Linked DNA regions of Homo sapiens: regions 1, 2 and 4 are each linked to region 3. Evidence: chromatin contacts called from ENCODE Hi-C or POLR2A ChIA-PET data. All regions are on one chromosome and are shown on one strand. The core of a region is the stretch at or near the end of the contact, and the rest is flanking DNA. Distances in the headings are between cores, read along the strand shown. Region 1 holds the start of SNHG21 (small nucleolar RNA host gene 21). Region 2 holds the start of WHAMM (WASP homolog associated with actin, golgi membranes and microtubules). Region 3 holds the start of TLNRD1 (talin rod domain containing 1). Region 4 holds the start of EFL1 (elongation factor like GTPase 1).

Region 1 (6,890 bases), core at 143-2,642, 1.7 Mb before region 3:
ACAAAAATTAGCCGAGCATGGTGGCATGGACCTGTAATCACAGCTACTCGGGAGGCTGAGGCAGGAAAATCGCTTGAACCCAGGAGAGGGAGGCTATTCATGGCTTCCCCACAATGAACATCCGGTTAAATGAGCTCCTCAGTACTTCAGATACCCCCTATGTGATGTGAACAGTTTTTCAGTATTTGCTAATGTATGGTTTTCTGGGCCTCAGGCTCACTTACTTTCTTCACAGGCTTGCCACTTTCCTACAACACATTTCCATTTCATAACATGAGAGAGATGACTGCAATAATGCACAAGACACTTAAGCCACACAAGCACCAAATGTAAGATTACTTAAAACAGCTGAGGTTTGACTGCAGTGCACTCTACAGAATCAGTTTTCTAGGGTGAGCACATAGCTTGCTCAGTGAACCCCAGGCCGCTCTGTGTAAATGTATGTAACAGGCAATGAAAGTTCCTTCTTCACATATTGTTACTACACATCTGTTGCTAAAAGGGAAATGACAGAGCGACGTGACAGACTCATCTCCATCTACAAACTATGGAAGATGTAGATGACTGACACAGTTCTAACTCCTAACACACACGGATTTTGCCTTTCATGGATTTATACTGTATGTAGATGTACATTACCACCCTTTTCACTCCTCCTTGCAACTCCCCGTCAACCTCGTAAAAAAAGACGAATTGTCTAGCAATGCAAAGAAACAGTATGGTGTACAACAAATAATTCCGGGCTAAAAATGAAGAAATCGCGCTTTCACTCTCGGCTCTGTTATTAACAAGCTGTATAACTTTCGGCCTATCTCCCCCATCATGCTTCGGTTTAAGCTAAAAGGAGGGAGATGACCAAGATGGCTTTGCTCTGCTTCTGACACCAAATGACCGCCAGCAGATTCAGGAAGCTTAAGAATTACCAACTCCGTGTGTGTGTGTTCTAAAATTAATGCAACAGGTGTTGCTGCCTCCAGCAGGCGTCACCGATTCAGAATGTCTGGGTTCTCGCAGGCCCTTATGGGACACAGAACAGCACAACCTATGTGAAAACTGTAAACTTTAGTCTGGTGAGTGCATACTTCTCCCTTCCACATTTATACTAACCTCAGCTCCGTGGGCTACGAAGCTCGTTCTTCAAATGAGGTGGAGAAATGTAAGCGCGATGAATGAGGCCCAAGTCGCTGGTGGCGCTGAACCCCCAAAAGATACACACCGCGACAGATGCAACGACCCCTCACCTCTACTCCCGTTCCCAGCCGCATCCTCTGAAACCTGATACGCCTGCCTGCCTACCAGGACGCTGCTGTCACTGGCTCTGCTCGGTGGCCAGAGACAGTACTCACTCCATGCGGCCACCCCTCCAACGTCCCACCTTCCTAGTAAATCCACTCTCTTTCCGGCGGAAAAGCCCTTCTCGTTTCCTGCGCGTGAGAGGAAGTCCCGCCCCACGCACCAGCGTGACATTACTGGAAGCGCCGAGGAGCTTCGCGCAGGCTCAGAATCGCTCAGCTGGTTGACGTTATCCAGGAGAATCGCGTTGGACTCAGGGAAGACCTGCACAGGATCCGGTTGTTGCTGGGTCCGAGGGCTGTAGGGAGTGGAGAAAGGGCCGGGAATCGTTAAGCGGGGTCTGGGAGAACGACTTGCAGATTCACATTTCCTCCGCCCGCGGATGTCCTCCGGGGAATTGAGGCTTCCTTCCTCAGCTGCCCTTGTTTCTCTCTTTGCTCCCGCTGCCCCTTGTTCTATTTCGTTTCTTACTATTTATGTAGTCTCATTGCTTGCGGTTATAATGGCCACCACTTTATTGAGCATTCACTGTACAAGCATCTCGCAGCAGGCGCTCATAAGCGTCTGGCAATTCTTGGCCACTGCTGGAAGCCCAATCATTCTTTTACCATGGAAGGGATTTGAGAGCCTACATAATCCTGTACTCTAATAGCCACATGGTACTCTTGGGGCTAGGAAGATAAAGTAGAAATTGAAATTGCTGTTGTATTAGTTTTCTGAAGCTGCCATAACCAAGTACCTCACACTGGATAGCTTAAAACAACAGATATATTTTCTCGCTTTCTGGAGTCTGGAAGTCAGAAATCAAGATGTCAGTGGGGTCTTGCTTCTTCTGAGACTCTGGATAGAATCCTTCCTGCCTCTTCCTAGCTTCTAGTGGGAGCCAGCAATCATTGGTGTACTTTCGCTTGTAGCTGCATTACTCCATTCTCTTCCTCTGTTATCAAATGGTATACTCCCTGTGTGTCTCTGTCTCTGTGTGTTTTATAAGGACACCAGTCCTGTTAGGTAAAAGGCTCACCTTACTCCAGTATGACCTGATCATGACTAATCACATCTGCAATGACACTCTTTCCAAATAAGGTCACATTTTGAGGTTCCAGGAAGGACATGAATTTTGGGGGCGACACTAACCAACCCAGTACAGCTGTTAAAGTTCTCAAGAAGTAGACAAACGAAGAGTTGACAAATAAATGTAGTACAAGTGGATTCAAATTTAGTTCAGTTTTATCTGAGTGTTCATAGACATTCGGAGTATCCCTTTAAAGGATGGGTAGGGGCCGGGCGTGGTGGCTCACGCCTGTAGTCCCAGCCCCTTGGGAGGCCGAGGTGGGCGGATCAGCTGAGGTCAGGAGTTTGAGCCCAGCCTGGCCAACATGGCGAGACTCCGCCTCTACTAAAAATACAAAAATTAGCCGGGCGTGGTGACAGGTGCCTGTAGTTCCAGCTACTTGGGAGGCTGAGGCAGGAGAATCGCTTGATCACAGGAGGTGGAGGTTGCAGTGAGCTGAGATGGCACCGTTGCACTCCAACCTGGGTGACGAGCGAAAATCCATCTCAAAAAAAAAAAAAATTAGTTACGAAAGATTCTCTCTACTTCTATCTTTTGAAAGAGACTATAGATAATTTGCATAATTTCTTCCTTAAATGTTTCATAGAATTCACCAGTTAGACCATCTGGACCTGGTACTTTCTGTTTCTGAAAGTTATCAATTATTGATTCCATTTAAAAAATAGATATAGGCCTATTCAGATTGTTTCTTCTTGTGTGAGTTTTGCCAGATCGTATCTTTCAAGAAATTGGTCCATTTCATTTAGGCTATCAAATTTATGAGCGTAGAGTTTTTTTCTTGTTTTTGTTTTTGGGCATAGAGTTTTTATCACCCTTTTAATCTTCATGGGATCTGTAGTGATGTTCCCCTCTTTCATTTCTAATATTAGTAATTTATGCCTTCTCAATTGTTTTTATAGTTAGATTACTAGAAGTGTTTTGCTTTTATTGCTCTTTTTCAAGAACAAGCTTTTTGGTTTCAATGATTTTCTCTATTTTCTGTTTTAAATTTCATTGATTTCTGCTCTAATTTTTATTATTTGTTTTCTTCTACTTACTTTGTATTTAATTAACTCTTCTTTTTCTGTTTTCCTAAGGTGAAAGCTAAAATTGATTTTAGATCTTTCATTTTTTCTAATATATGCATTCAATGGTGTTAATTTCCCTCTAATCACTGTTTTAACTGCTTCCCACAAATTTTGATTATATTTTCACTTTCATTTAATTCAAAATATTTTTAAATTTCTCTTGAAATTTCTTCTTTGGCTCATATGTAAATTAGAAGTATATTGTTTAATCTCCAAATATTTTGGGATTTCTAGGTTATTTTTCCATTATTGATTTCTAGTTAAATTCCATTGTTGTCTGAGAGCAGGCATTGTATAATTTCTATTCTCCTAAGTGGGTTAAAGTGTATTTTATGGCCCAAAATGTAGTCTCTCCTAGTGAATGTTCCCTATGAGCTTAAGAAAAATGTGTATTTTGCTGTTGTTAAATGAAGTCGTCTACAGATGTCAATATTATTCAGTTGATTGATGGTGTTGTTGAGTTCAACTGTGTCTTTACTGATTTTCTTTGTGCTGGATCTGTTTATTTCTGATAGCAATATGTTGAAATCTCCAACTATGACAATGGATTCATCTGTTTTTCTTTGCAGTTCTATCAGTTTTTACCTCACATATTTTGATATTATGTTGCTAGTCACATACACTTTAAGGACTGTTATGTCTTCTTGGAGAAATAACTTCTTAATCATTACATAATGCTTCTCTTTATCCCTGATAACTCTTTTTTTTTTTTTTTTTGACAGTGTCTTACTCTATTGCTCAGGCTGGAATGCAGTGGTGCAATCACAGCTCATGGCTCATTACAGCCTTGACTTCTGGGGTCTGGTGATCCCCCTACCTCAGCCTCCCGAGTAGCTGGCACCACAGGCATGCGCCACCATGCTCGGCTAATTTTTGTATTTTTGTTAGAGATGGGGTTTTACCATGTTGCCCAGGCTGGTCTTGAACTCCTGAGCTCAAGTGACTCACCTGCCTTGTCTTCCCAAAGTGCTGAGATTACAGGCCTGACCCACTGTGGCCGGCCTATCCCTGATAACTTTTCCTTCATTGAATTCTGCTCTGTCTGAAATTAATATAGCTATTCCTGCTTTCTTTCTCTCTCTCTCTCTCTCTCCCCGCCCCCCTTCTTTCTTTTTTGAGACGGAGTCTCGCTCTGTCACCCAGGCTGGAGTGCAGTGGCACGATCTGGCTCACTGCAAGCTCCGCCTCCCAGGTTCACGCCATTCTCCTGCCTCAGCCTCCCGAGCAGCTGGGACTACAGGCGCCTGCCACCACGCCCGGCTAATTTTTTGTATTTTGTTTAGCAGAGACGGGGTTTCACTGTGTTAGCCAGGATGGTCTCGATCTCCTGACCTCGTGATCTGCCCGCCTCGGCCTCCCAAAGTGCTGGGATTACAGGCGTGAGCCACCATGCCCGGCCTCTTTCTTTTATTTATTTATTTATTTATTTTACTTGACATGGACTGCCTGAACATCCCACTGCTTTCTTTTGATTAGTGTTAACATGGTATATCTTTCTCTTTTTTACACATTTCCTCTTAATCTGTATTTGTCTTTAAAGTGTGTTATTTTGTTCACAATGTATAGTTGGATCTTGTTTTTTTTTTTAATTTACTCTGACAATCTTTGTCTTTTAGGTGCATTTAAACCACTGATATTCAACGTGATTATTATTATTCTTTTTTGAGACAGTGTCTCACTCCCATTGCCCAGGCTGGAGTGCAATGACATGATCTTGGCTCCCTGTACCCTTGACTTCCTGGGCTCAGGTGATTTCTGCCACCTCAGCCTCCCAAATAGCTGGGACTACAGGCACACTAAGCCCCACTAATTTTTTGTATTTATTTAGTAGAGACAGGGTTTTGCCATGTGGTCCAGGCTGGTCTCAAACTCCTGGGCTCAAGTGATACACTTGCCTTAGCCTCCCAAAGTGCTGAGATTACAGGCATGAGCCACCATGTCCGGCCTCACAGTGATATAGTTGAATTAATATCTATCATATTTGTTACTGTTTTCTATTTGTTGCCCTTGTTCTTTTTTTTTTTTTTGAGATGGAGTCTAGCTCTGACGCCCAGACTGCAGGCAGTGACATGATCTTGGCTCACTGCAACCGCCACCTCCTGGGTTCAAGCAATTCTCCTGTCTCAGCCTCCTGAATAGCTGGGATTACAGGCACGCACCACCACGCCTGGCTAATTTTTGTATTTTTAGTAGAGATGGGGTTTCGCCATGTTGTCCAAGCTGGTCTCAAACTCCTGACCTCAGGTGATCCACCCGCCTCGGCCTCCCAAAGTGCTGGGATTATAGGTGTGAGCCACCATGCCTGGCTGCCCTTGTTCTTTATAACTATTTTTGTCTTCTACTTTTTTTCTGCCTTTCGTGGCTTTTTTTTTTTTTTTTTTTTTTTTTTTTTGAGACAGAGTCTTGCTCTGTCACCCAGGCTGGAGTGCAGTGGCCCAATCTTGGCTCACCGCAATCTCCACCTCCCAGGTTCAAGTGATTCTCCTGCCTCAGCCTCCCAAGTAGCTGGGACTACAGGCACACACCATAACACCCGGCTAATTTTTGTATTGTTTAGTGGAGACAGGGTTTCATCATGTTGGCCAGATTAGTCTCAAACTCCTGACCTCAGATGATCCACCTGCCTTGGCCTCCCAAAGTGCTGGGATTATGGGCGTGAACCACCATGCCCGGCCCCTTTTGTGGCTTTAACTGAGCCTTGTATGGAATCCCATTTTTATTCACTTGTTACCATGTCACTTATACTTCTTTTTTTACCTTTTTTTTTTTTTTTTGAGACGGAGTCTCGCTCTGTCACCCAGGCTGGAGTTCAGCGGCGCGATCTCAGCTCACTGCAAGCTCCGTCTACCGGGTTCATGCCATTCTCCTGCCTCAGCCTCCTGAGTAGCTGGGACTGCAGGTGCCCACCACCACACCTGGCTAATTTTTTGTATTTTTAGTAGAGATGGGGTTTCACCATGTTAGCCAGGATAGTCTCAATCTCCTGACCTCGTGAGCCGCCCACCTCGGCCTCCCAAAGTGCTGGGATTACAGGCGTGACTTTTTTTACTTTTTAAAGGAGTCGCCCTAGAGTTTGCAATGTACATTTACAGCTAATCCAAGCCCAATTTCAAATAACACTATACCATTTCTTGAACAGTGTTCCTTATAATAATGAAATAATCCTAATTCTTCCTTCCCATCCTTGTATCATTGCTGTCATTTATATCACTTACAATATGTAAGCATACATAACCATACATATATAAGCACACATAAGCAAATATATTTGTTAATATTATTTTGCACAAACTATTATCTGTTAGATCAATTAAAAATAAGAAAAACTTTTTATTTTACTTTCACTTACTACTTCTTTGGTGCTCTTTCTTTATGTGGATCCTAGTTTCTGACCTGTGTTATTTTCCTTCTCTCTAAATAATTTTTTTTTTTTTGAGATGGAGTCTCTCTCTGTCACC
Region 2 (7,611 bases), core at 726-3,225, 1.8 Mb before region 3:
TTTTTAAGTTCCAGATAAATATGTGAACTACACTAACGTGAACGGCTAGCTCAACAGTATGAACTACATTCATGCTATAGTACCCCAGAGTGAACTTAAATTTGGGAAAACTATAACTTTTCTGATAGTATTTACTACAGTAAAATACATCATAAACATGTTCGATTTTAAGGAGAAACCACCTATCTCTGTGAGAAACCGAGTGTGTAAAAAACAAGTCTGATACAAAATGATATCATTTTTGAAACTCCCCTGTGGGTTCCTCATATCCTAAGGTGAAGACGATAAAGTTGAAGATCAAACGCTGACTGGCCTGAAACTCCCCTGTGGTTTCCTCATATTCTAAAGTGAAATCAACACGAGAAGTGGGTGTGTAGATATTTACACATAAAACCCACAGTACAAAAATGACCCCACTAACGAGCTCCTTTTATAAAACCATTTTAATTTGGAAAGCTTATTCTACATTTAGCTTAGGCTGAATTCTTCTCTTCACTTCCCCTTCCTCAGAAGAATGCACAGAAAAAAATCATTCAGGTTAATAACAGCAGTGAGCCGAGACTCCAGCCTGGCTCTCCTTAATAAACTGTGGGTGTGGACTTAGAAGGCATATTTTCTCCTAAACCCTTCTGTGAACTTGTACTTCCCCTCCCCTTAGGTTCAGTAAGTTTACCACTCAAATAATTACTCTCTCTCAAACTACCTCTTTCAAGCTTAAAAGGGCACTAATGCGGTCATTCCAAACTGATGAATAAAGTTCACCTTCTGCCGGCTTTCCATTTGACCAAGTATATATTACTTAAAACAAAACACCCTATCTCCTAAAAGCCATTTCTTCCTCTAAACCATTTTATCCCATTTGCGACGTCCCCTCATACACAGGAATTGCTTACATTTAGTCCGTGTTATTCTTTCCTACATGGATGGGTTGTTTTCAGTCTTGCTTGCAATATTTCTGGCATTTCCTGTTACAACATCCTGCTCTGCCAGCATCTTCAGGGCAAAAGTTGGGGGCCTAGCCCAGCTCCCAGCTGCAAGTACACTAGGCTCTAACTTCGCTTGTCCTCTCTGCAGACCCTCCCGCAGCTCCCGCCGGTTTCCCGCAGCGGTCCCGCGCAGGTGACGGCACTGGGGAGCCCGCGGCCTTCTCCGCCCGCCGGCTCCTCCCCGTCAGCCGTCAGCCAGGGCTCTCGGCGCCGGGGGAGCCTCCCACAGTGTCCCAGGCCATGGAAGCGCGGACGAACGCCGGCGACCGGGCCTCGCTTACCTGGCGCAGCCGCGCGTCCGCCTCGACCCACCGCGCGCGCAAGGCCCGCTCCCGGAACTCGCGCGGGCTTTCGCAGTCGGCCGCGCCGCCCTCAGCCGGGAAGAGTGCGTCGCGCACTGTGGCGCCGCCGCAGCCGTCGGCCGCCGCGCCCAGATAGCGTTCCAGCTGCCCGCACAGCTCCTGCAGCGCCGCCTCGCCGGGACCCGCGCGCGTCGGCCACAGCAGCGCCCACAGCCCGAGCCCCAGACCCCAGGCCCCGCCGCCGCCCACGTCCAGCTCCGGCGGCAGCCGCGGGAAGCAGCGCTCCAGAGGCGGCCACAGCGCCGCCAACTGCCGGTGCGCGCCGCGGAGCCCCGCGGCCGAGAGCAGGCCGGCCCAGCTGGACGGGGAGACGGCGGCCTCAGGCTTGGGCTCGGGCTCGGGCCCCAACCGGGCCCCCTCGCGCAGCCGCCGCTGCTGCGCGGTACGGTCGTGACAAGTCACAGCGAACTTGCCCTCCGCGCCGTTCCAGGCCACCAGGAAGCGCAGCCGGTGCCTCTCGGGCTCGGCGAAGAGGCCCTCCCGGACCGGCACCCAGCCCTCCAGGCTGTCAGGCTGCTCGTCCTCCATGGCTGTCGGCAGCAGCGGCCCTAGGGCTCGGCGGGCGCGGGCCTGGCCTCCTCGCACCGCCTGTCACGGGACAGTCCGAGCCAAATCATTTTTCGCTAGAATCGAAACCGCGTCAGTGCCCCAGCAGCACCCTGGCCCCCGGCACTTCTGATTGGCTGGCTGCCGGAGGTGGGGCTTACAAGAGGCATTCGGGGTTGGTTGGGTGATAGACGAGAGGGCCAGCGACAACCAATGAAAAGGTGAGAAGGTCTCCCTCAGGAGTCAATCATCTCGCAACCTGTTCAGGAGTCTGGGAAATACAACTCTTGCCTCACCTTTTCCACCCAATACATACGGACGTTGGAAAAATATCTGTTGAATCGGCGAGTTATTGTATTAGTCTCCCACACTAAACTATGAACTTGAGAACAGGGACCAAGCTGATTTTCTTTTCTATCATCAGGGCCCTATTGAGTACATGGTTCACGCCCTTAAGAATGTCACAAATGCGTTGGGGAGATGAAATATAAACTCGATAGTCATTTATTGAGGGCCTCTAAGTGCCAAGTACTGGGCAAGAAGCCGCAAATTTATTTTTGTCAATTCAACAAACTTTTATTGAGTGTCGGCTGTGTGTCAGTATTGAGGGGGTGGAGTAAGAGGGGGAATTCAGGGCACTGCAGCTCCCAACCAGGGTGTTTAAATACAATCTGTGTTCTAACTCTTCACTTTAGAGTTAAGGAAACGGAGGCCCAGACAAACTTAAGATACACCGACACTCGGGCTCGACATGCCCCCCTGGCTACGGAAGGCCTGTTTAAGGAGATATCAGGAAATCCAGTTTACGTGTCAGGGTGGAGCTAAATCTGTTCATGCAACAAGCACCAAGACGGCCCTAGTCTCTGCCTAGGAAATGTGCAGTGTAGACTGAGAAATACAGTCCATGTCAGCTCCCATCCTGGGAGTGCACTGAGACAGGTGGTGGGAATGGGAGGAGGAAAGGAGGGAGATGCCAGGAAGCTGGGATCAGGAGCCGTTTGCCAAAGCAAGGCCTGTGAGGTGTTGATTCGGGAACAAGTGAAAGTGTTTGTGAAGGTTTTGAGCTGGGAAAAGTTGGAATCAGATTTTGTACTTGCTGTTATCCCCAAGGGTAAACAATAAGCAAACGAAAAAATCAGGGCGAAGCTAAAGCTCTAGTTAGGGCATCTCTCTGCCTTGAAAATGACCTCAAGAAATCTAGGAACCTCTGTGGAATGCAACTTGAAGATGGAAAGGTGCCTTTGTCTGAAGGTCCCTCCCCTTTTATGCCTGCTGCCGGTGTGAGGGTTGGGGATTGGGCCCTGGGACTCAGTCACTCAGTCTTCTTGGAGAGATAAACTTTTAGCTGAAGTGATTGATTTTCCCCTATTTTAATATACTATTTTAACTAATATGAGTTACTTATGATTTTTAACAGTCTGTTTTAAATATCTTTCTTGTATATTCCTCACATTATATCTTTTTACTATCTGCTTTATACTGTGTTATTTCTGTTAGTTTTCTTATCTATTTGGTTTTTCAAGCGGAAACTGTCAATCTTTCTAATTATAAAATTGTCGTGGGTGGCTGGGTGCAGTGACTAACACCTGTAATCCCAGCACTTTTGGAGGCCGAGGTGGGCGGATCAGTTGAAGTCAGGAGTTCGAGACCAGCCTGGCCAAAATGGCCAAACCCCGTCTCTACTAAAAATACCAAAAAAAAAAAAAAAAAGAGAGAGAAAAAGAAAAGTTAGCCGGGCGTGGTGGTGCATGCCCTATAATCCCAACTACTCAGGAGGCTGAGGCATCAGAATTGCTTGAATCCAGGAGGCAGAGGTTACAGTGAGCCGAGATTGCACCACAGCATTCCAGCCTGGGCGAAACAGTGAGACTCTGCCTCAAAAAAAAAAGAAAAGAAAAAATAAAATTATCCTCTCTCTATATATTAATATATGTCTTAGTCCATTCAGGCTGCTATAACAGAATACCATTGAGTGGGTGGCTTGTAAACAACAAACATTTATTTCTCATGGTTCTGGAGGCTGGAAAGTCCAAGATTAAAGCACCAGCAGATTCAGTGTCTGGTAAGGAAGGGCTGCTTCTTGGTTCGTAGATACCTGTATTCTTACTGCATCTTCACATGGAAGAGCTCTCTGGGACCCCCAATGTAATGGCACTAATTTTATTCATGAGGGCTTGCCTTCATGACCTAATCACCTCCCAAAGGCCACATTTCCAAATACCATCACATTGGGGATTTGGTTTCAACATGGGAATTTTAGGGGAATATAAACTGTCTATAGCATATGTATATATATGTATGATGGTTAATTTTAATGTGTCAACTTGATTGGGTCACCAGGTGTTTAGTCAGACATTATTCTGGGTGTGTGTGTGTGATGGTGTTTCTGGATGAGATTAACCTTTGAGTTAGTAGACTGAGTAAAACTGGTTGCCCTCCCTCATGTGAGTGGGCCTCATCCAATCGATTGAAGGTCTGAATAGAACAAAAGCTTGAATAAGAGGGAATTCTTCCTGCCTAACTGCCTTCAAGTGGGAATATGGGTTTTTTTCCTGCCTTCCAACTCAAATGGAAACATTGGCTCTCCAGGGTCTTGAGCCTGCTGGCCTTTGGACTAGAACCACACCATTGGCTCTCCTGGATCTTCCGCTTACTAACTGCAGATCTTGGGACTTTTTGGTCTTCATAATTACATGAGTCAATTCCTTATGATAAATCTGTTTCCATATATGTATACATTCTATTGGTTCTGTTTCTCTGGACAACTCTGACTATTACACTGTGTGTGTGTGTGTGTGTGTGTGCGTGCGTGCATGTGAGAGAGAGAGAGGAGAGAGAGATTATACTGTTATGCTGGTCTGTGGGCTCAGCATCAAAGTAGGAATTTTGCAACACACCCACAGTTAACACTCACTTTTTTCCTCAACACCTAGACTCTTTCAACTTCTTAACAGAGTCAGAATTTTGGAAGAAAAGAACATTAACACTAAATTGTCATTTTATAAATTATTAAACTAAAGCTTAGAGAAATAGTCAATCATAGTCCATAAGGAATGTATTGGCTGGATAGTCCCATTTCTATGCCATACCATGGCAAGTAAAAAAAAAAAATAATAATGTTTGCTTAAGGCTTATATGGGAAGTGTGTCCTGTGCTTTGATTAGAAAAGTGCCCCCAAAATGTTTTTTAACCTTGTATGGTTCATGAGCACCTCTGAGAATCTATTGAAACCTGTGAGTTCTCTTCCCGGAAGTGATTCTATAAGGACACAGACATAATTTTGCATATAATTTTAGAAACTCATTCACTTAAAAAAAAAAAAAAGGAATCTTCTTCCTGGTCTTGCCGTGACAGTCCCCAGCCCTCTCCACATGACCAGCCATCTGAGACCCATGGTAGAGCCACAAGTCTAAAACCCCTCACAGCACAGAAAGTAACTCAGAGCACGGCATGTGACCTCTCCTGGTGACACTTGAGTAGTAAGAAGTGGCAACTCAGCCACAGCAGGTCTATATTTGGACCTTCACTCATGGCAGGCCTGTTGCTATTTGTGGCTGCAGCCAGCTCATGTTACCATCCAGCTTTGGTGCCCCACTTGCAGAACTCTGGTGTAAAATAGGCAGGGGTAGCCTGTGGGGCATGCAGAGGTCACTAGGAAGGAAAGCCTGCTGAACACAGATTCAATTTTCTAGCAGAACTCCAGGTCCTCTGAGTTAAAGGAAGCATTTATGGACGCTTAGCAGGCAAGTTTTGGGGTAGTCATATTCTTCCAATGCAAATTGTATTATTAGAAACTCAATGCTGCAATATTAATGCAATATCTTTCCTGTAGGTGGGAAGAGATATCATGGTAAATTGCAGATGTTTAAATTACAATAAATAGTGTAAATGTTTTCTGTGCCTTCTTAAAGCAAGAATTCGCATTAACTGAACATGATGTTGGGACAGGATGTGAGAGGCTCTGATGAAGGCAGACAGGGGCTGGTGATTCTTATAATGTGTCTTTAGGATATCTGTAGTGCTGGGACCCATTAGTTAGAACCATTTGGTAGAACAGTTTGGAAATATAGATGTTGAATATCATCTGGCTATACTATTGTGTTGTAAATACATTTTATTTAATCTGTGTGTACATGCTGAAAAATAATAACTTCATGCATTGATTCAAATACTAAAAAACAGCATCGTAATTATTTTTCACTTGTTATGCATACAGCCTCCTCCTATAGAAAGTTTTCAGGTTCGGGCAGTGTCTGCAAAGCTGATTTGAATCATTTCATATCACTGTAACACTTTAAGGCAAGCTTTCTTTCACTGCTGTGGCTCAGGAATTGCCAAGGGCTGCATGGAAGAGCTAAAATTATAGGCAAAGTTATGTTCCTGCCCTTATGGAATCACTTCTGGGAAGAGAATTCACAGGTTTCAGTAGATTCAGTAGATATGCCCATGATCCATAAAAGGTTAATAAACAAGCCAAGTGAGGTGGCAGATTGCATGAGCCCAGGAGTTCAAGACCAGTCTGGGCAACATAGCAAGAACCTGTCTCTAAAAAAAAAAAAAAAAAAAAATTATTGGGGGACTTTTCTAAGTAATGCACAGGGATACACCTCCCATATAAGCCTTAGACAAACATCTTTTTTATTTTTTTTAACTGCTTCCCTTGGCATAGAGGAAAGGGTATCCAGCAAAGACATTCATAATGGACTATGACTAATTGCTTTACTTCTCTAAGCTTTAGTTTCACCATTTATAAAATGACAGTTTATTGTCAACTTTCCTTTCTCCCCAAATCCTGATTTTGTTAAGAAAGAGTCTAGGTGTTGAGGGGAAAAGTGACTGTTAACTGTAGGGTGTGTTGCAAAATTCCTACTTTGACACTGAGCCAGTTTGTGTTGAGACCACTTTGTGTTGTGTGTTCGAAGGGCAAGTGCCAGCTTGAAAGCATGTGTTCTTATCTGTATTTGCACTAAGTGTTTTCCAGTCTTCTGACAGTTCAACTTGGTGTTTCACATTCCAGCTTCTGGTTGAAATAATTTCTCATGATGATTTATTGGTCATACAGAATCCTGGCTATTTCCCTTTGGGTAGCACATGGGAATGTAAGCATTATTTTAGTGAACTGCTCCTCTGTCTGTAGATGGTGTGATTTAATGGAAACCTGGGTTTGAATCCAAGCTCTTCACCTGACTGGTTGTGTGTCAGGTGAAAAGCTTGGATTCAAGCACAGGGCTAAATACAGAGTAGCCCAGATACATTTTTGTAAAAGAAAATTGGCTATAAGCAAGTCCTTTATCCTCACAAGATCTCAGTTTTGCCATCCTAAAATCAGGAATTTTTTTTAAACATCCATGACCTGCTGAATAAAATCAGGAAATTGAATTAGATGCTCTCCAAGGGACCTCCATCCCTAGAATACCATATCTCTGCCTGGGCCCCCTGGGAGAGGAATGATCTCATAGCTGATGTCTGTGCGTGGTTATGAGGCTGTTCTGCTTGGTGCCTTCTTTCATCATCGGCTGTTTTCAAGGGACAAATATTCCCACAGTAGCCATGGATGATTCCACACTGCTGTGGTCACTCTCCATGAGTGACTAGGTAGAAGGCTTCTAGCCCAGGTGGGAGATACTAAGGTAGGAATCATGATAATGATAGTAAGAACAACAACAATAACAGCAGCTAACACTTACTGAGGACTTACTTTAAGCTATGTACTATGC
Region 3 (7,494 bases), core at 573-3,072:
TGGCGGCATCGCGTCACGCGGTAGCGGTCCACCAGGCCCGGCTGCGCGGGCTGGGCGCCCGGCGTGGCCACAGCGGCCAGATAGGCCGCGTGGGCCGAGCACTCGGTCAGCGACACCACCAGGTCGCCCAGCTCCACCAGGCTGTCCCCCGCCTCCCCGAAGCGGCCCATGTTGAGCTGGCTCTGCACGTCGTGGGTGAGGATGGAGAGCCCCTTGGTGCGCGCGATGATGGTGTCCCGGCACTGCTCGAAGGACTCGGCGCCGGCACCAGAGGAGGCGGGGCCCTCGAAGAGCACGGGCCGCGCCTCGCTCGACAGCAGCAGCAGGTCAGCCACCAGCTGCATCTTGCCCTTGCAGTGGTCGCAGACGGATACCAGCCTCTTCCGCGGCTGCGAGCTGGCCCCGCCGATGGCGCTCGCAGGAGCCGGAGAAGCCGCCTCGCCAGTGGGCTTCCCGGCGCTGCCGCTAGCCATCGCGCCCGGGGGGCACTGGCATGCCGCTGGGGAGCCCGCTACCACCGCCGCTGCCGCGGCCACTGCCGCCGCCCCGGCGGCCGTCGCGACTCAGCTGGCCAAGGCCGCGGTGCCTTCCCCGCACCATCATGCCATCCACCGCCGCGGGCAGAGGGCACTGGGCTGCGGCGGCGGGAGCCCGGGCGGCGCGGGGTGGGCCCGAGGGCGAGAGAACGCGGAAGGCTCTTCGGGGCAAGGGGAGGGGCTGCAGCTTTCGGCCTCCTAGAGGGCTTGCAGGAACCATGAACCGGGGCAGAGCAAACTCACTGTCCGCGCTCCTCGTCGCCGGGCTGCCAGGAAAGTCCCTTCTGCTGGTTCGCCGCCGCCGCCGCCTTCTTGGGCATGGCCTGGCGCGGCCCTCGGAGCGGGGAGGGCGGGACGGGGAAGCTGGGAGTTGTCCTTCCTTCCTTCCTTTCTTTGAAATCAAAATCCTTTCCTCGGGGAGGAGCGCGGGAGGCAGCTCAGGCGGGCTGTGCTGTCAGCCGCCGCGCTCGAGGCCACCTCGGGCTCGGCGGCGCACGTGGGCTTCAGGCGCCGTGACCCCACCAGGCGGCACTTCCCCGCGACGGCGGCCGGGGCTGGCTCTCTGGGACGCGCGGCCGCCCCGGGCGCATCTCCTGCCTCCAGCTCTTGGGAAGCGGCGCCGGCGGCAGCGGGGCAGAGGGTGTGGCCGGCACTGTCGCGGCCGCGCCGAGTCAGAGTCGGGCGGGAGCCTGCACTGATTGCGCACAGCGGCCGCCCGGATCGCGCTCAAGCTCTCGCCCGCCCGCCACACGCCCGGGCGTGCCGAGCACCACGGCGGCCCCTTCCCGCCTCGCCGGTTCACAGAGCGCGGCCCGGCGCCGCGGCGGCACGCCCTCCCAGACCGCGCGCCCGGCGGCCCGGCGCTGGCTGTCTACGCAAGTCCATCCCTGTCGCCTCGTCTGGGGCCCGCAGCAGCTGAGCTCTCCCGAGGCCCCGGGCCCCGCGCATCGGACGCCCCTGCACGAGTCTCCCTGCCACCGGGCCAACTCAGAAGGTCCCCGCGGCGCTGCGGCAACCGGCCCGGGCCCCGGCTCCTGCCATTTTTGTCAACCGCCAACTTCCGAGCGAGCGGGCAGAAACTGAAAGGAAGGGCGGGGGCCGAAAGGCAGAGGGGAAAACACCCGCTTCCTCTCCGCGCGCGGCTTCACCTCGGAGCGCGGCCGTGGCTGCGCCGCCGCCCGCAGGGGCTGCCGGAGGCTTTTCCTGTTCCCGTCCGCGCCTCGCCCCCGGGCTCGCCGCCGCCGCCGCCTCGGCCGTAACCTCCCTGGAGCCTATAGAAATCTTTTGTGTGGCGTCACCGCCTTTCGTTTAAATCCCGCTTCCTCCTCTCGCCCTTCCTCCCGCCCCCTCCGCCGCTCCCGGATGCTTGCGCGATGCGCTGCTCCTCCCCCGGGAAGCTGGGTGGCTGCGGGGGACGCCGCCGCCCAACGCGGACGCTGCCGGCGTGGGGCCGGTGGTCCTGAACTCCCCCGTGGTCCTGGGCCGAGAGACTGGGGGAGCGGACAGGGGAAGGCCTGCTCCGGCCCGGGGGCTCTGCGCACACCCATGGGAGACCGGGGCGCAGCCGCCCGCGGGCCTTACGTAAGCTCTTAGCCGGACCAGGGGGCTCCACGCTTCCTCCCCGCCAAGAGAGCAAGTCTAAAAGGTGACCTGGCTTCTGGGCTGAAGGGAGGAGGACACTGGATTTCGGCCCCTGGTGATTTGCTGGGGCCGGTGGGTCGTCTCGGTCTGCGCGACTTCGCCCGGTTTTCCAACGCCCCCTGCCCTTTGTTGTGTTTGATCCACTTCCACGATGGGTTTCCGACCAGCAGTGCAGTGTAACGAAAAGAGGAAAAGAGCACTGGATGGGGAGTCCGAAGAGTGGTGCTAGATGCCTGCCCGTTCCTCCCTTGAAATACGCCTTATGCAGTGAGAGCGCGGGTTCTGAAGCAGATTTCCTAGGATCAGCCTTTCTCAAGCCATTTATGAGTTCCATGACATTGTTCAAGTTCTCTTTCCAAGTATCCGTCTTCTCTTCTAGAAATTAGAGATTGTGCACAGGCTGCTTGAGTACTTGGTTCCTAAACAGTAGCTGTTAGAATTATTATGAGCCCTGATCAGCGCACTTTGCCCTCTCATAACGTCTATTTATTCGTCTGTATAATGGAATAATAGTGGCTGCTGTTAAATGAATTAAATACGACGGCGTTTGGAGGGAAACATTACTACTCCAGTTTTACAGATAAGGAAACTGATGATCAGGTGCTTGAAGTGACTTCCGAAGATCAGGAAGACAGCATATGGCAGGGACAGGAACCCACGCCTACGCCCCAGCCTCTTTTTACCGAACCTTGTTCTTCAGGAAGTGGTTAAAACACCTGGGCTACTCCCAGCAAAACGCCAGTCACGCAGTCCTGAAACAGGTCCTCTAAGGTGCCCAGCCCAACACAGGCTGGGCGTGCTGAGCCAACAGAATGTTTGTTCCTCTGTCCCTTCCTAGAACCCCAAGTCACCTTTCTCCAGCCAGTTAAAAACGTTACTTTTAACTAGGATGACGTTTCAATTTATCGGCCATATCCAAGCATTTCTGAGAATGAACTGTGAGACATGCTATTAATAAATTAACCATGAACAGCAGGTTCAAACCTGGATGGATAGTCATCCTACTTATAACTGAAAGTATCCTTAAATATCTTTAGAATCCGGATGAGCCCACTTAGTTTGCAAACCGAGGTCAATAAAACTGACTTGAAATAGGAAGTAATTATGTAGGGTTAATTCCTTTTTTTCTTCTACAAGAGAAAAAAAAAACAGCTGGATAAGTCAAGGTTTTTCCATGGTGACCCAGGGATTGCACCTTAGTCCTTCTTAAGCTCCAAAAACTTATGAGAGGGGGCCGAAAGCGATGGCTCACACCTGTAATCCCAGCACTTTGGGAGGCCAAGGCAGGCGCATCACGAGGTCAGGAGATCAAGACCATCCTGGCTAACACAGTGAAACCCCGTCTCTACTAAAAATGCAAAAAATTAGCCGGGCATGGTGGCGGGCGCCTGTAGTCCCAGCTACTCGGGAGGCTGAGGCAGGAGAATGGCATGAACCCGGGAGGCGGAGCTTGCAGTGAGCGGAGATCGCGCCACTGCACTGCAGCCTGGGCGACAGAGGGAGACTCCGTCTCAAAAAAAAATAAATAAATAAATAAATAAAACTTATGAGAGGGAAGTCAGACTGTTCTGTGCCTAGTTTATTCTTGAGGCTGCTCTAAGATCAGATTTTTTTTCCAAAGCCACGTAGTGCCCCTGGGGGTCCCATTTTCCCTTTCTTCTACATATGCAGTCTGTTTTGTTGTTGATGGAAACCCACCCCGACAATGAGTTGTGTTACACACAGACTGTCCACTCTATTCAGTGAGGTTTGGTTTCATTTTTAAAACTGATAGCATTGTTTTCTCGGCCTTCCCTGCTTCATTTTTCAGATAGGGAAGCTCCTAAACTGATCCTCCCAGGCACTGCCTCCACCTTTCTTTAGGTTCACCTTTACTTTGTCCGATTGTTCAATCACTCCACAATCACTGGGCACCAGTCTTGTGCTAGGCACCAAAGTTACATAATTTGTAATATGAGGCCCCCACTCTTTAGAGTCCAGGGATAGGAGTAGATTCACAAGAAACAGCCACAATTTCACTATTGGCACAGTGAGAGCACAGAGTAAAAAACCTATAGCAGAGATAATCAGGCTTCACAGATACAATATTTGTAGGTAGGCAGGGCCATGTGGTTCTGTCTGACCAATGAAATGTAAGGGGAAGCTATGCAGGTTACTTCTAGGCTGAGACAATGAAAAGCCAATCTGTAATTCTCCACTCTCTTGCCCTCCTATAACTACCACGGAGACTGCATTCTAGTTGGTGGAGCCTCTGTAAGCTTAGGTGACCATGTGGAGCAGACCCTCTTGATCTGTAGTGGACATGCAATGTGAACACAAAGTAAATTATTGGTGTGTTAAGTCACAGAGATTTGAGGGTTGTCTGTTGCTGTTGCATATTTTTAGTCTAATTAGAGGATGGCTTGTTGGTGTCTGCCCTTAGAGTCACTCAAGCAATGGCTTTTTCTTTAGAAAACTCCACCTATTACCCCTTCTAACCCTCTCAAAATTAAAATAAATATAAATCAAAAGTATTTGCTGTGATCTGACCCCCAAATTCATATGTTAAAACTTAATCACCAGTGTCACAGTATTACAAGGTGAGCCTTTGGGAGATGGTTAAGTCATGAGGTGGAGCCCTCTTGAATGGGGTTAGTGGCCTTATAAAAGAGGTGTGAGAGAGTTGTTCACCTCTTTTGCCCTTTCATCATGGGAGGATGCAGCAACATAGAGGACGCATCATCTATGAGGAATGGGCCCCTGCTGGGGCCTTGATCTTCTACTTCCCAGCTCTAGAGCTGTGAGCAATAAATTTCTATTAGTTATAAATTACCCAGTCTAAGGTATTTTGTTATAGCAGCTCAAATGGACTAAGTATTTTTTTTTTTAATGGATGTTGAGTGAGAGAAGAAAGCGGAAAATGTGTGGACTGAGGATTGGCTGAGGGAAGGTAAATGGAGTGGATGAGAGGGAGCTGGTAAATGGCCTGGCCCCTAGAGAATGCATTCTCAATACTGGCTCAAGGCCTACACTGAAATAGGCATCTGATGAAAAGTAAGTGAACAAGTTGCAAAGAGAGAACTGAGGATTTGGGCAGGACAAGAGGAACTGACAGGTTGAGACAGGCAGGATTGGGGAAACATCTTTTACCTCGTCTCTTGCCTGTTTTAGAAGGTGCATCCACCACTTGGTATAAGAGAACATTATGGGCATTCTGTTTTGTTTTTATGTTTTAAATCGTGGTAAAATAGCATAATATCATCTTACCCATTGTTAAGTACATTATCGTGCAACCATCACCATCCTCTATCTCCAGAAATGTTTAATCTTGCCCAACTGAAACTCCATACCCATTAAGTAACTGCTCCCCACTCCCCCTTCCTCCAGTCCCTGGCAACCACCATTCTACTTTCTCTATGAATTTGACTACCCTAGGTACCTCATGTTAGTGGAACCATACAATATTTGTTATTTTGTGCCTGGCTTATTTCACTTAACATAATATCTTTTTTTTTTTTTTTTTTTTTTTTGAGACGAGGTCCGGCTCTGTCTCCCAGGCTAGAGCACAGTGGCGCGATCTCGGCTCACTGCAAGCTCCGCCTCTCGGGTTCATGCCATTCTCCTGCCTCAGCCTCCCGAGTAGCTGGGACTGCAGGCACCCACCACCACACGCAGCTAATTTTTTTTTGTATTTTTAGTAGAGACGGGGTTTCACTGTGTTAGCCAGGATGGTCTCGATCTCCTGACCTCGTGATGCGCCTGCCTTGGCCTCCCAAAGTGCTGGGATTACAGGCATGAGCCACGTGCCCAGCCTTAACATAATGTCTTTAAGATTCATTGATATTATAGCATACATGGGAATTTCCCTTCTTTTTTATGGGTGAACGGTATTCCATTGTAAGCACTCCGGATCTTTTCATTCTATCAAAAATTTATTTATTTATTTATTTAGTAGCGAGAAAGTCTCAGAGACACAGTCTCACTTTGATATCCAGACTGGTCTCACACCCTTGGCCTCAAGTGGTCCTCTCACCTTAGCCTCCCAAAGTGCTGAGATTACAGGTGTGAGCCTGTCTGGCCACTCTGGGTTTTGATACCCAACTTTCACACTACCCCACACTTTACAGACCAACAACCATGCTGTGTTTGGTCTGTAGTGCCACCTGTTGGTCAGTAAGAGGCATTCTCTGCCCTAATTATTTTTCCCTTTGGAGCAATGTCCCTCTGTTTTGCTTTTGTGCACACAGATGGGCCAATTACATCTCAGGCTATCTTTCTTATACATATGCATTATTTCCCTTTCACTATCTGTTGTAAAAGAGAGGAATTTATATCTCTCCTTCTTTTCCCCAGATTCCTTCATTGTCATAGGTGATGCATGACAACAGCCCCTGGTTCACCAGGGAGCAAGATCACTGTCTAACACCTCGCTCTCCTTACCTGGCATGTCCTCTTGCTCTCTGGCATATTTTGTTCCCATCCAGTAAGAACACCTGGGCAGTACCTCACACATCACTCCCATTTCCTCCCCAGCCCCACTTTCCACCCTCCCTTCCTCCCTCCATGCTTTCTCTCTGTTCACCTGCAGCTGGGTGTGTGAGGGAGCCCTGTGTGCTGGACCAGTTATACCTTGGCAGGCACACCTGAGCATGCAGGTCCTGAAGTCTAGGAGAGCTGGAATTTTCTGCATTAGTTTACCAGAGCACCCTCCATGGAGGCAAAGTTTGCTTGCACAGATTAATAAATTCTGTACCCCATTCATTTACTGGCCAGCCATCTTTGGATGTATTTTCTATTTTCCAGCATCCTGAAGAAGAGAAAAAACAAGTGCTAAGTTTCAGGCACCCTGGTCTTAACACTAATCATGCCTGACCAAGTTTTGACATCTCTCATGGTGCCTAGTAGTCAGTAACTACAGAGTGATTAGATGTATTGGTGCCTCACAAGGAGGTTCCCTGATCTTTCAGACAGACCCAGGTATTTCTTCCCCCCCTTGTAGCTACTATGATGCCTGCTCAGCTTCAGAGTGGCGTCAAGTACTTGTAACTGTTGGTGTAACTCTCTCCACAACCCTATCATCTCTGTAAGGGCAGGGACTTGATCTATGCATCTTTCCCCCACATTTAATGTATTCAGTGTTTATGGCATTAATAAGTTAATGAATTATTTTATCTGTTAAGTCTCTGTGCAAGAAAGGTGCCCTTTTATTGAACCAAACTCTGGCTGCTCACAACTTTTATTCAGTAACGGACAGAAAGTCATGGATATTCATGAAACAACAGCAGGGGTACAGTCTAGGTCTGGTCATGACCTAACAGCTCACAACTCTTAAGATTGA
Region 4 (7,051 bases), core at 1-2,500, 1.3 Mb before region 3:
ATTTTTGCTTAGATTTTTATGATACTTCTTGTGTATTTATTGCATTGTCAAAAAATAAAAATAAACCCTTAAAAAGACAAAACTAACAACCACAGCCCAAAACAAACAAACAAGAAGTAAAATCACGCCATTCCAATGGTGGCCCTCAACATAATGAAGACTGAATTTCCTTACAGTTGAATGAGAAAGGAACTTGCGTTGAATATAAATTAGGAGAAAAGTAAAAATTTTCTCCTGCACACCAGTCTGAGGATTCATACACCCAAAGTTAATTTGTTGATATTTTAATCTATATATAATTATGAACTGTGTTTATTATGAGACTATTAAAAAAACTGCTTTCCATCAACATGTAGGTGTTTTCTTTGAATGGGATTACAAATACACCAGGGATTGACAACGTTCATATTTACTTAGCAAATAATGATCTAATCCCTGGGTCAATAGTGAAGCTGAGGAAGGAGAGGACTGTGTTTACAGGTGATGGAAGGTTGTTAGGCAGGACTCACAGTTGGATTCTAGATTTCAGGGTAGGGACTACTTACTGACTTTTCAGTCAGGCGGATCCCAAAGAACTGCTGCCTGGACGGGAATGGGAATATGGTCTGGCTGGGAGGACAGAAAGCTACAGATGAAAGAAAATGTGATATGGGTTGCAGACTCAGGGCCTTGAGCACTGTTCTTTCTCATCTTCGTGGTGGGGGATTATGGGGTGGAAATGCACTCTCCCAGTCGGATCACATCCCACTACTCACCAGCGTTATATCCCGTCGCGGCTTCACATATATTACTTACCTGGCCCGGGTGGCATTTTACTTTGCATCCTTGATTGGGAGTCTCAGGGGCTACGAACAAACGTTTTACCCCCGGGTAGCAGGCGGGTGAGGAGCGAGTATTCGCGGAGCGGGATAAGTGGGGATGTCGCTGCGCCCTCGTCCCTTCATCTCCGGGGGACGGCCACTCTCAGGGTTCCCGAGGAGCCGGCTCCGTGCACCTAGGCCCTAGGTCGGCTCCCAAGCCCGGGCCCGCCGCTACACCAGCCGTTTCTTACCCGCAGCTACAAATCTGACACAGACACCAGCTCCTCATACTCTTGGCTCCCATGCTTTCCTCCACCGCGCCTCAGCACTTGCAGCTTCTCCACTCCCACAGCGCCCGCCGTAGTCAAGGCAACAGAGGGATGCCCGGTGACAGACTCGGCGCCGGCTTCCGGCGGCGTCAGAGACGTGCGGGTGAAAGGTCGAGCGACAGCCGGCCCCGCCCCCTGGCGCGCGGGCGTGTCGGACCCGCAGAGCTCTCGGACTTTCGGAAGCTCTCGGTGTGGGTGCGACCCGAGAGAAGGAGCGGGGCTGGTGGGGCTGCTGCAGCCGGTGAGTGTGGGCTGGCGCTGGGGGCTGGAACCTCCTAGGCCAGCCTTTGGGCGGTGCCGGAGGAACCCGCTCGCTGCGGCTCTGAGGCGGGAACAGGGGCTGGGGCCGAGCGCGGGCTGGGAGCTTCGGTCCCCGGAGTGCCGCTTCCCGTCTGGGGCCGGGGCGGTCGCCTGTCTGTGTGGACCCAGGATCCTCAAAGAGAACGAATCTGGGACCCTGCAGAAATGAAGGGCATGTAGTGTAGAGGTTTTTCCTTTTTATTTAGAAAGGAATGAAAGACCGGCAGTGCACCTGCTTGGATAATAAGCACGTGACCCAAAACTTTGTTCGGGCTCCATGGGCAGGAATAAAGCTGGGTATTTGACCTCGCGCGAGGACGAGCGAGAATGTCAGAATGAGGGACTTGGGGGAAGACTGAAGAGAGAAAGGGAGCATCTTCTTCAGCATTTTCTCTCCCTCCTGGATGCAACCCTTCCTGTACGTGGTCATTGGCCTGGAGATGTTTACTGGAGTACTCCTCCACCGGCAGGGTTACTGGTGTCACTGTGCACCCAGTCCCCTCGAGCTGCGTGATTCATCGCAGCCTTTGGATCCGGAAGGATGAGCAAACTCCTTAAGTGTAATCGTGGTAGGATACTGACTTTAGTGCTCGAACTGGACTTAGGCCTTGGTGGTCTATCTCATCAATAAACATTCACTGGGTTCTTGGTTTAAGGGGTTTGAGAAGCTTGCCACCTCCCAGCGTTTATTATTATTTTTTTCTTTTGCCCCGACCTTTAGCCTCTGGGCCATTTGTAATACATATTTAATTTTTAGTCACAGGAAATAAGTAATCATGGTGCTCAACAGTTTGGATAAGATGATTCAACTCCAGAAAAACACTGCCAACATCAGGAATATTTGTGTTTTGGCTCATGTTGACCATGGTAAGAATACTTTTTAAATGGCTTATTTTGATAAATAAGGGAGATGTGTCTCTGTATGTCTCAGTGGAGTGAAGCTGTGGACAGCTGAGAGTGATGTTTGCTAAGAAGCAAGTCTTCTTTCTTTAAAAGTTTTGTGTGATGTTAGGGAAGCCTGCTTTGCTATAAAGCATTTGAAATGAACACGGTTACCTAGTGAGTAGCATTCTTCTATATATTATGTCATGTTGTTTTTTAAAGCAGAACTTGAATTTTTTGTTTTTGAAATGGCTTTACATATAAAATGTCTGTAGTCTTGACATAATGTCCTTAGAGTCTGTGGTATGTGATCCTATTTAATTCATCAGATATTTATCAAACGTCTGTTAAGTTCAAGATATTTTGCTTAGTATGTCTGAAGGTGGAGATTTATGAGTAGGGCACTAGCCCAGGGGAGGTTTTAACGGGGAGCAGAGCAAAATGAGACAAACAAGAGAAAAAAGTAGACTCTAAGGTTGGGAGAACTAGAGGATTAGGAAGTGAGGGGTTAGGAAAAGACCTCACAACATAATTAGTATTAGAGATGACACTTGAAGGGGGCTCAAGATGACAAATGGAGATAATCATTACAGGTGGGAATGTGTCATCAAGGGGAGAGGGAAATATATGTGGTCAAAGCCCAGTATATGGGAAAGGCAGAGATAGCTAACCCATGGTATGTTCTTCTGACAGATACTGCTGTAACTCCATAGCGCTCCTTCATGCTAAGCCTCCTCTTGATTTCAAACCTCTTGGTAGTTTAGGTAACCACAGCAAAGTGATTGGGATGGGCATATGAAATAAAACATATTTACCATCCTGAAGATGAAGGACCAGTTGGCGAGGTGAAGAAGCAGGCTGAGTCATATCTCATAGAGCTGCTCATGCCAGCTAGGAACTGGGATAAGAGTTGAGTGCTCCAGCTCTGGAGTTAGACAACCTAAGTTCAGATCTCCATTTTCAAGTTACATACCTTGCCTTTTTGAGCTTCAATATACAGCATCTGTAAAACAGGATGAAAACTATACCTGCTTTATAGGCTATAGGATTAAATGTGATAATAATGAGAGGGAAGGTAAACGCTTCACCATGAAAACGATCATTAATGTCTACTATTAGGCAGTAGGGAGCCTTTGGGGGAAAACATGGAGCAGGAATGATGTAATCAAATAAAACATGAGAAAGATTAGATTGGTAGACATGCTTAGGATGGATCCAAAGTCAGAGATTAGGTGGCTGTTGTCATTGATAGAAGAGCTGAAGTAATGTGAGTATGGAAACTGACAGAAAGACAGATAGTGGATCACTTACAAGTGAAGCCAGCTGTGAATGAGTTTTAGTACAAATCCAGTGAGTAACCCCTGCCTCCATGAGTTTTTATAATTTTACTGCTCACATTTTGAGAATGTGAAGGCTGATAAAAGGGTTTTTTTTTTCTTTATGAATTTATTCAAGTGGAAAGTTAGTGGGGTGTAACAAATTACTTTAAATGTATTGTTTAAAATTATGTTAAGCTGCTACTATCCTAAAAAACCTGGGATTCATCCATTCAACAAGTATTTTCTGAAGGTCTTCTATATGACAAGCGTTGTTCTGGTCCTAGGGATACTGCTGTGAATAAAGCAAAGTTCCTGCTTGCTTGATAATTATTTTCTAGGGAGGTATATACTTGGTGTACTTAGAATAAATTCAGCTTTACTGGGTAGCAGGAAAGTGATGCTCTAGGATTATATGCTAATACATATTTACATTGCAGACAGATAGCAGTGTTAAATATCTTCAGTTCTCCTACTCATTGGTCTCTGGTTTGAACAATACAGAGATTCCATAGCTTTGCTGAAGTTCCTAAAGTGCAATAAAGACTTGTCTTGAAGGAAAAAAACCCTCCTTTGCTTACTCCAACCCAGTTGTAGTAATTATGCATACCCCTGACATTCTTTACACAGAATCACCTGTTTATATCACATAAAATCTCATAGACTTTAGTTGTATGTAGTCTGCTTAATAAAAGTAACTATAAATATATTCGAAGATTCTTTTGCTTTAAAGTAGATTCCTAGGTTTAGATTTGGATACTAGGTTTCATTGGTTGTTACAGTATGTTTATGCCCTCCACATGCTATATTACAAACAGTAAGAGATATGGATAATGTTCCTGAATTTCTTTGATAAGTAAGTATTTTCTTAAGACAGTTTAGCAAATTCCAGCTGAGGCCATGCATGGGGAAATATGGCAAAAGAGTATGTTCTCTAAAGTTACTTGACAACTTTTCAGATGAGGTTGAGTAGATCCACAGGGTTGGAGATAAGATTACAGCATTATAGAGTGCTAGCCTCTGTGTCCTTCCAGATGATATTCTGTTCAAAAGTCTAATAAATCTCTTTTGTCACCTAGCATAGGTAAATAGAAAATCTTTACTAAACCAATTCTTATGACCAGATTTTAAATCTATAGGTATGATCCATGACCCCTTTTAAAAAAGATATAGATTTGAATTGATGTTGCTATTTTAACAGGAAAAACTACTCTGGCTGACTGTCTTATATCTAGCAATGGAATCATCTCCAGCCGCCTAGCAGGCAAGGTATGTTATTATTTTATAAATACTTGTTGCATTTCAGTATTAGCTATCAACAATGTGATGAACCATTTTCTGTGTTCTTCAGCCATCCAAAAGGGTATAAAACATAATTCTTGCGTCTAAAAGCTGCCAATCCATTTTGCAAGATAAAAATGCTGAGGAGAAAAATAGTTACTTCTGTATTGCTTTGTATTGCTTTATCCTAAGTGCAAAAGTGAGTTTTTGCAGCAAGCAAATGATACACCATTGTGGAAGATTTCACAGCGCAAGAGATTCTTTGTAGGTGAATGAGTTGAGTGGTTTGAGGAGAAGACAGAAAAGCTACCAGGTAGTGGGAAATAAGACGGATAAAGGCTAATTTGTGTGTTGTGCTCTATTTGAGTGGAGTGTTTGCCTAGAGACTAGTGACAGAGAAAACATACTGGCAGGGAGAATAAGATTATAGAAGACCTTAAAAGTTAACCTAAGTATCAAAGGAAAGCTGCTTGTGCCTGAGGATTGTGATGAAAATAGTGGGTTTTTTGGTTTTTGTTTTTGAGACAGGATCTCACTCTGTTGCCCAGGCTAGAGTGCAGTGGTGTGATCATGCACGGCTCACTGCAACCTCGCCCTGTTGGGCTCAGGTGATCCTCCCACCTCAGCCTCTTGGGTACCTGGGACTACAGGTGCACACCACCACACCTGGCTAATTTTTTGTAGAGACAGGGTTTTGCCATGTTCCCTAGGCTGATCTTGAACTCCTGGGCTCAAGCAATCCTCCTGCCTTGACTTCCCAAAGTGCTGGAATTACAGGTGTGAGTCACCACACCTAGCCTGAAAATAGCGTTTGAGGAAATAAAATTAAAGAGATCTTTATTTGTAGCTATGAGTTGAAAGGGCTTGGAATAATTTACTTGGCAGTAGAAAAATAAAGATATATTCGTTTCCATAATGAATTTAGGATATGATCAATAGGGTTTATCAGGTGACAGAGAATAGAGAGAAGAGGAGACGGAGAAGCAAAATTGAATCCACAGGGTAGACCCAATAGACTTGAAGATCGATTTGGGAATTGATGTGTGGGTTGGGAGGGAAGCTGGCCCAAGATACTATCTAGAGGAGGCTGAAGAAAACTAGGTTGAGTGAAATAATGAAATGCTTATATTTTCCCCACTTGAGAATTTAGAGAAAGTACAAAACTGAAGTAAGTAGATGAAAGGAAATAGTAAAGCATAAATTAATGAAATAGTAAACAGACATTTTATAGAAAGGATCAGTGAAGCCAGAAGTTTGTTTTTGGAAAAGATTAACCCAGCTAACAAATACAAAGAGTGAACCCTAATGTAAACTATGGACTTTAATTAATCATAATGCATCAATATTGGTTCATCAGTTGTAACAAAGGTATCACACCATATGCTAATACAAGATAGATATAATAGGGGAAACTGTGTGGGTGGGAGGAGAGAGTATGTGGGAACCTTCAGTCAATTTTTCTGTAAACTTAAAGGTGCTCTAAAAATATAAAGTTATTAATTTAAACAATTACTAGCAATATAGACAATTTTTGATTCTCTTGACTAGGAAACTTTTTTGTTTTGTTTTTCATTGACATTGTTGAGGAACATTTGACACTTTTGACCTGGTAATGTTCCTAATGTGGCTCACTGTACTTTGGACATATAGAAAGCATAGTATATATAAATAAATATTTTTGAATGAATGACTTTAAAGAAGAGTAACACAACTGACAAAACACCAGCAAGATGATCAAGAAGAAAAGAGAGGAGGCAGAAATATGTGATACCCAGAAAGAAAAATGCTGCAGAAGTTAATAAGGTAATAATAGGATATAATGAACAACTCTGTGCCAGTAAACTTAAAAGTGCTAAAATGGAAAAATGTCTGGAAAACATAACTTGCTAAAATGGAGTCAAGAAGAAATAGGAAACTTGAATTATTCTATAGTCATTTAAGAAATTGAATTGGCTGGCAAAAATCTTTCCATAAAGTAAAGACCCAGATGGTTTAACTCTCTAGTTCTGCCAAACATTCAAAGAATAATTTCAGTCCTACTTAAACCATTTCAAAATATAGCAGAGAAAAACCCAACAATCGGCAGTATTCTCCAAATCATATGAAGATAGCATAACTTTGATACCAAAAGTCTGTTAAGGAT

Evidence for each region. A loop is a pair of places that touch in the nucleus more often than their neighbours do. ChIA-PET counts read pairs that join two places held with the same protein, here RNA polymerase II (POLR2A). Pooled maps may share reads with other maps.
Region 1: a loop to region 3 is called in a pooled map, with 9 times the contacts of the local background. The contact joins the promoter of SNHG21 here to the promoter of TLNRD1 in region 3. A Hi-C loop is called at or near these places in 6 of 50 pooled maps. POLR2A ChIA-PET finds 5 or more read pairs at or near these places in 2 of 52 experiments (OCI-LY7 and activated CD4-positive, alpha-beta T cell).
Region 2: a map with no recorded cell type shows a loop between it and region 3 (22-fold over the local background). The contact joins the promoter of WHAMM here to the promoter of TLNRD1 in region 3. A Hi-C loop is called at or near these places in 3 of 37 single-sample maps with no recorded cell type and 8 of 50 pooled maps.
Region 4: a map of B cell shows a loop between it and region 3 (5-fold over the local background). The contact joins the promoter of EFL1 here to the promoter of TLNRD1 in region 3. A Hi-C loop is called at or near these places in 1 of 168 maps with a recorded cell type or tissue (B cell), 1 of 37 single-sample maps with no recorded cell type and 12 of 50 pooled maps. POLR2A ChIA-PET finds 5 or more read pairs at or near these places in 1 of 52 experiments (activated CD4-positive, alpha-beta T cell).

What each region holds. Positions count from the first base shown.
Region 1 is chr15:82,745,066-82,751,955 of GRCh38, reverse strand. It overlaps SNHG21 (small nucleolar RNA host gene 21), which reads right to left and starts at 1,392. Exons shown (of 3, transcript NR_110098.1): 1 at 1,108-1,392. RefSeq lists enhancers at 1,219-1,288, 1,579-1,708.
Region 2 is chr15:82,803,992-82,811,602 of GRCh38, reverse strand. It overlaps WHAMM (WASP homolog associated with actin, golgi membranes and microtubules), which reads right to left and starts at 1,975. Exons shown (of 10, transcript NM_001080435.3): 1 at 1,268-1,975. The coding sequence starts at 1,876. It overlaps FSD2 (fibronectin type III and SPRY domain containing 2), which reads left to right and starts at 5,534. Exons shown (of 13, transcript NM_001007122.4): 1 at 5,534-5,637. RefSeq lists silencers at 1,070-1,239, 1,460-1,569, 1,590-1,719 and an enhancer at 5,151-5,250.
Region 3 is chr15:80,995,251-81,002,744 of GRCh38, reverse strand. It overlaps TLNRD1 (talin rod domain containing 1), which reads right to left and starts at 1,822. Exons shown (of 1, transcript NM_022566.3): 1 at 1-1,822. The coding sequence starts at 473. It overlaps LOC128071545, which reads right to left and starts at 603. Exons shown (of 1, transcript NM_001414893.1): 1 at 466-603. The coding sequence starts at 603. The coding sequence ends at 466. It overlaps MIR4514 (microRNA 4514), which reads left to right and starts at 5,272; the gene lies at 5,272-5,328. RefSeq lists enhancers at 1-31, 4,688-5,189 and silencers at 525-654, 1,005-1,464, 1,505-2,194.
Region 4 is chr15:82,256,933-82,263,983 of GRCh38, reverse strand. EFL1 (elongation factor like GTPase 1) reads left to right here and starts at 1,250. Exons shown (of 20, transcript NM_024580.6): 1 at 1,250-1,370; 2 at 2,187-2,296; 3 at 4,829-4,896. The coding sequence starts at 2,206. SAXO2 (stabilizer of axonemal microtubules 2) reads right to left here and starts at 1,166. Exons shown (of 4, transcript NM_001348699.2): 1 at 1,052-1,166. The coding sequence starts at 1,104. RefSeq lists enhancers at 946-1,015, 1,036-1,125 and a silencer at 3,134-3,320.